Linked DNA regions of Homo sapiens: region 1 is linked to region 2. A link is a loop called in an ENCODE intact Hi-C map of the cell type or tissue named here. Cell type or tissue: mammary epithelial cell. All regions are shown on one strand. Links, peaks and the distances in the headings refer to the core of each region. The heading gives the core; the rest is flanking DNA.

Evidence for each region. A loop is a pair of places that touch in the nucleus more often than their neighbours do. Peaks named below come from ENCODE experiments on the same cell type or tissue, not always from the same donor. Only the 100,000 strongest peaks of a DNase experiment are listed, where the experiment ranks them.
Region 1: it touches region 2 in a loop (2.7-fold over the local background); 8 of 110 quality-filtered maps call a loop at or near these places.

What each region holds. Positions count from the first base shown.
Region 1 is chr2:38,394,832-38,397,741 of GRCh38, reverse strand. No RefSeq gene overlaps it. Among named protein-coding and RNA genes, the nearest start is that of ATL2, 19 kb to the right of the region's middle. RefSeq lists an enhancer at 252-752 and a silencer at 2,649-2,849. In mammary epithelial cell, for the core only: no CTCF peak of the experiment used is centred there; a DNase peak (open chromatin) is centred at 1,531; H3K27ac peaks cover 1,609 bases.
Region 2 is chr2:38,445,164-38,448,073 of GRCh38, reverse strand. No RefSeq gene overlaps it. Among named protein-coding and RNA genes, the nearest start is that of LINC01883, 15 kb to the right of the region's middle. In mammary epithelial cell, for the core only: a CTCF peak has its summit at 1,413; a DNase peak (open chromatin) is centred at 723; H3K4me3 peaks cover 1,084 bases; H3K27ac peaks cover 1,480 bases.

The sequences.
Region 1 (2,910 bases), core at 120-2,619, 50 kb after region 2:
GTCCCCACTAGACTCTGGAGTCCAGCTGGCTTCACCAAGTGGATCCCACACCAGGGTTGCAGGTGGGGCTGCCTGCCAGTCCTGCACCTTGCGTCCGCACTCCTCAGCCCTTGGGCGGTGGATGGGACCTGGTGCCATGGAGGAGGGGGCGGTGCTCGTCGGGGAGGCTCGGGCGGCGCAGGAGCCCATGGCGGCAGGGGGAGGCTCAGGCATGGCGGGCTGCAGGTCCCCAGCCCTGCCCTGTGGGGAGGCAGCTAAGGCTTGGTGAGAAATCGAGCACGGGGGACCCAGCACACCCTCTGCAGCTGCTGGCCCAGGTGCTAAGCCCCTCACTGCTCGGGCAGGCATGGTCTGCCAAGCCCATGCCCACCCGGAACTCGCGCTGGCCTGCAAGTGCCACATGCAGCCCCAGTTCCCGCCCGCACCTCTCCCTCCACACCTCCCCGCAAGCTGAGGGAGCCGGCTCCGGCCTCGGCCAGCCCAGAAAGGGGCTTCCACAGTGCAGCGGCGGGTTGAAGGGCTCCTCAAGCGTGGCCAGAGTGGGCGCTGAAGCCGAGGAGGCGCTGAGAGTGAGCGAGGGCTGTGAGGGCTGCCAGCACACTGTCACCTCTCACCAGCACTTTGGGAGACTGAGACAGGCGGATCACCTGAGATCAGGAGTTTGAGACCAGCCTGGCCAATATGGCCAAACCTTGTCTCTACTAAAAATACAAAAATTAGCCAGGCGCAGTGGCAGTCACCTGTAATCCCAGCTACTCAGGAGGCTGAGGCAGGAGAATCGCCTGAACCCGGGAGACGGAGGTTGCAGTGAGCTGAGATCATGCCACTGCACTACAGCCTGGACCACAGAGCCAGACTCTGTCTCAAAAAAAAAAGAAAAAAGGCCAGGCACGGTGGTTCACACCTGTAATCCCAACACTTTGAGAGGCCAAGGCGGGCAGATCACGAGGTCAGGAGTTTGAGACAAGCCTGGCCAACATGGTGAAAACCCATCTCTACTAAAAATGCAAAAATTAGCCAGGTGTGGTGGGCACCTGTAATCCTAGCTACTCGGAAGGCTGAGACAGGAGAATCGTTTGAACCCAGGAGGTGGAGGTTGCAGTGAGCTGAGATCGTGCCACTGCACTCCAGCCTGGGCAACAGAGCAAGACTCCACCTCAAAAAAAAAAAAAAAAAAAAAAGATGGTTTTTAATGGTCATAATCATGACATGGGGATTAAAGAAGGAAGAAAATTGGACCTTGAGAAACATATAGAGAGAGCTAATAAAACAGAGTCTATCTGAACCAGTTTTCAGAATCCATTTGGGACAGGCATATCAAAATAGGATGTGTGTGTGTCTGTGGGTAGAGGATGGTAGAAGAAATACATTCCTGAAAAGAATATTGTGGTAAGATCCCTGTAAGCATGTCAGCTAGTAATTGTATACTGTCACTAATGGGAACAGGCTTGTTCTGCAAGCTGAAATCATGATCAGCAGGTAATCAGATCTAGCGCTCCGGGGCTTCCCATGACTCAGTGACTGTTGTACACTAGAAACAAGGGGATGTTTTATTCTCTACTCTTCTGCTATCAGGGTTGGCCAGCTTCCCAAGGTTTGTGGGGAGAGGGAGGAGGGCTGTGAGGTTCAGGGTGTTTTTTTCTTTGGAGATGGGACTCATGTCTCTGATCTCCTGAAATCCCTCATCAATGTATTTGCTTTTCATTCTCTGAACTGGCTATAACTTTTTTTTTTTTTTTTGGAGACAGAATCTCGCTCTGTTGCCCAGGTTGGAGTGCAGTGGTGTGATCTTGGCTCACTGCAACCTCTGCCTCCTGGGTTCAAGCAATTCTCCTGCCTCAGCCTCCCAAGTAGCTGGGATTACAGGTGTGTGTCACCACATATGGCGATTTTTTTTTTTTTTTGAGTTGGAGTCCCGCTCTGTTGCCCAGGCTGGAGTGCAGTGGCATGATAGTGGCTCACTGCAACCTCCACCTCCCGGGTTCAAGCAATTCTCTTGTCTCAGCCTCCTGAGTAACTGGGACTACAGGTGCCTGCCACCACACCTGGCTAATTTTTGTACTTGTAATAGAGATGGGGTTTCACTGTATTGGTCAGGCTGGTGTCAAAACTCTTGACCTTAGCTGATCCTCCCGCCTTGGCATCCCAAAGTGCTGGGATTACAGACGTGAACCACCGCACCCAGCCAGTTAATATTTGTATTGTTAGTAGAGATGGGATTTTCACCATGTTGCCTAGGCTAGCCTCTAACTCCTGGCCTCAACTGATCCACCCTCCTCGGCTTCCCAAAGTGCTGGGATTGCAAGCATGAGCCACCAAGCCTGGCCAACTTGCGTTTTTGTTTTTGTTTTTTTTAACTCTTACTTTAGGTTCAGGGTTACATGAGCAGGTTTGTTATATAGGTTAATTGCATGTCACTGGGGTTTGGTCTACAGATTATTTCATCATCCAGGTAATAAGCATAGTGCCAGATAGGTAGTTTTTCCCACCATCCTCTTCCCACCATCCATCCTCAAGTCGGCCTGAGTGTCTGTTGTTCCCTTCTTTGTGTCCATGTGTACTTGATGTTTAGCTCCCATTTATAAGTGAGAACACGCAGGACTTGGTTTCTGTTCCAGTGTTAGTTCACTAAGGATAATGGCCTCCGGCTTCATTCATGTCCCTGCGAAGGACATGATCTCATTCTTTTTATGGCTGCATTTTTTGACTTTTTAATGATACCCATTGTGACTGGTGTGAGATGGTATCTCATTGTGGTTTTGATTTGCATTTCTCTAGTGATTAGTAACGTTGAGCATTTTGTGGCTTGTTGGCCACATGTATGTCTTTTTTTGAAAAGTGTCTGTTCTTGTCCTGTGCTCACTTTTTAATGGAGTTGTTTGTTTTTTGCTTGTAAATTTAAGTTCCTTA
Region 2 (2,910 bases), core at 288-2,787:
TGGGAGGCCGAGGTGGGTGGATCACCTGAGATCGGGAGCTCGAGACCAGACTGACCAACATGGAGAAACTCGGTCTCTACTGAAAATACAAAATTAGCCAGACGTGGTGGCACATGCCTGTAATCCCAGCTACTCGGGAGGCTGAGGCAGGAGAATCGCTTAAGCCTGGGAGGCAGAGGTTGTGGTGAGTCGAGATCACGCCACTGCACTCCAGCCTGGGTGACAGAGCGAGACTGCGTCTCAAAAGGAAAAAAAATTAAAAATAATAAAATAATAGTAATAATAATGGAATCAAGTCAAGCAACCTGATGGAGAAAAAGCCTGTGAAGGCTTCCAAGCATTACCCTGAAAGAACACATTGACCCATCTGATCAATAGGTGCTACAGAAACTCTAGATGCAGATGTCGTGTTTTTCATTTTGACTAACTTGTTTTAAACTTGTCCTCAGCGTTTCTTTCACCCCTTATTTGCAACTACCTTAAGGGTGCCAAGCTGAGCCTCCACCCCAGAATTTCTCTAGGTAATTTAAAGCTGACAACTTTCCCAAGAAGAGCAGCTTTTCTGCCTGGACATTCCTACCAGAACTCATTTCCAGGTAGCATGACAGTCCTGAGTCTAGACTTGTCTGAGAGAGACAGCCTGGGCCAGCCCTACCAGGCCTGCCTTGCCCAACCTCCATACCTCCTCCTGCAGCAAACGCATCTCCTGAAAAATAGCCAGAAGCTTCCTGCAGAGCCAAAGACTTGGGGGGAATTTCACTGTGAGGTTACACTCTTCAGTTTCCTCGGGAGGAATGCAGCCTGTTCGGAAGGTGTTCATCCTACCGGTTTCAGCAGAGCACCTGGTAATGCTGACATACATGTGTGTTTAGAAGGAGCCTTTTCTTTCCCATCATTCTCTCCACCCCCTCCTGCACTTCGCTTCTGCCCTACATATACATAGACTTAATCTAACATCGCAACTGCCACAGGGGAAAGCGAATGTGCAGAGAGACTGTTCTAGATAAAGTTGTTCCTTTTAGTTTCAGCAAAGCTGCCCTCAAGCAGAATTCTGACTGCTGTGCTGATTCAAGGTCTCTTCCTTCAGTTGCCAACTCAGATGCAAGATCTGGACTTTCTTGCTTGGATGTACAGCCCACAGGGAGCTGAAGGACTCTCAAATATGTCTCCCTCATGGCAGGCAAGCTGGCACTGTGGAGGCCACAATTTTTTCCCTTCAAATTGCTACGGCATCTGAAATTCTCGTTAATCTTCCAGCGCTTTGAAAAGGTAATCTCCTGGGAGGATTAGGATAGCAACCGATAGTGCATACCTTAAGTGTATCAATTAATCAGAACCGTCTTCATAGCACTCAGCTAAGATTCCAGATTCCTGGAGCAAGAAGTGCTGCTGGAAGACATTAGTTACCCCAGGAGGCCACAGAGAGGAGCTAGTCCGAGGGAGAATTGCCCAGATGACAACGACAAGCCTCACTTTTCCCAGGCACGGCAGTAAATATTAAGCTTCTATCTCCCTAGCCTTGGATTATGTATTTCCTAGGCTTGTCCTCACCTTTCACTCCCTGCCCTGCTAAAAGGCTCTTTGGAAAGAATGCCCCAGAAGCAGCACTTCAAATGCGGTTTGCAGCCTTGTGATGGTCCTGGAAAGTCCTTATAGTGGTCTTGTGGACAATTCAAATGACATGGGTGTGGTTCCTCGGTATAATCCTCCGCCCTGTGCTCCAAATGATGCTGGACAGTTAAATCCGAGGTGCTCACTTATGAGGGAGAGATTGCAGTGTCCTAGAAGCATCATCATCATTACTATTGTAGAACACGTCCCTAGAATTCATGAATTCAGCCTTTGACATTCATTCATTCAGTGAGGTTTTATCAAGTATTTTTTCTATGCATTGTGTTAGGACAGGAGACAATAAAAAAAAAACAGTGCCCCTGTCTTAAAAGAGTTTGTGTGTCAGCAATGGGTTGGGGAAAAGGGTGCATGTGTAAAGTCATAACTACTGATGCCATGGGACAATTCTCTTAATACTTATAGGAATATAGAGGTGCTGTGGGCACCCATCCCATGGCTCTAGGGGCCAAGGACATCTTCCCAGAGCAGCTGACTTTGAACAGAGTTTTGGAGGAATGGTAATTTACCATGCAGATGAGAAAGAAGACTATTCTCGGGAGGCAACATGCCTCCTACTGTTCAGGACATGGAGCATGGACTTGCTGAACTTTACTCCTTCCTTCATTAAAAAACTAGATTTTTGCTTGGTGCAGTGGCTTGTGCCTGTAATCTCAGCACTTTGGGAGGCTGAGTAGAGCCTGGACAACATTGCAAGACCCTATCTCTACAAAAAAATAAAAAAAATTAGCCAGGCATGGTGGCTCACACCTGTAGTTCTAGCTACTCAGGAGGCTGAGGTGGGAGGATCGCTTGAGCCCAGGAGTTTGAGGCTGCAGTGAGCCATGATTGTGCCATTGCACTCCAGCGTGGGTGATAGAATGAAACCTTGTCTCTAAAAAAAAAAAAAAAAAAAAAAAAAAAAAAAAAAAAAGCAACAACAACTAGATTTTTGAAGGAAGAGGAGAGTGAGTTTTTCAGTCCAGAGTATATGAAGGAGAATAGGGAGAACTTAGGTTGGAGTTAGACCTTTCTACCCTTCGGCTAATCTACCGTCTGTCTCCTATCAATTCTACTCTCTAAATGCAATGGCTGGCTGGGCACAGTGGCTCATGCCTGTAATCCCAGCACTTTGGGAGGCCGAGGCAGGCAGATCACCTGAGGTCAGGAGTTTGAGACCAGCCTGGCCAACATGGTGAAACCCCATCTCTACTAAAAATACAAAAATTAGCTGGGCATGGTGGTGCATGCCTGTAATCTTAGCTATTCAGGAGGCTGAGACAGGAGAATCACTTGAACTTG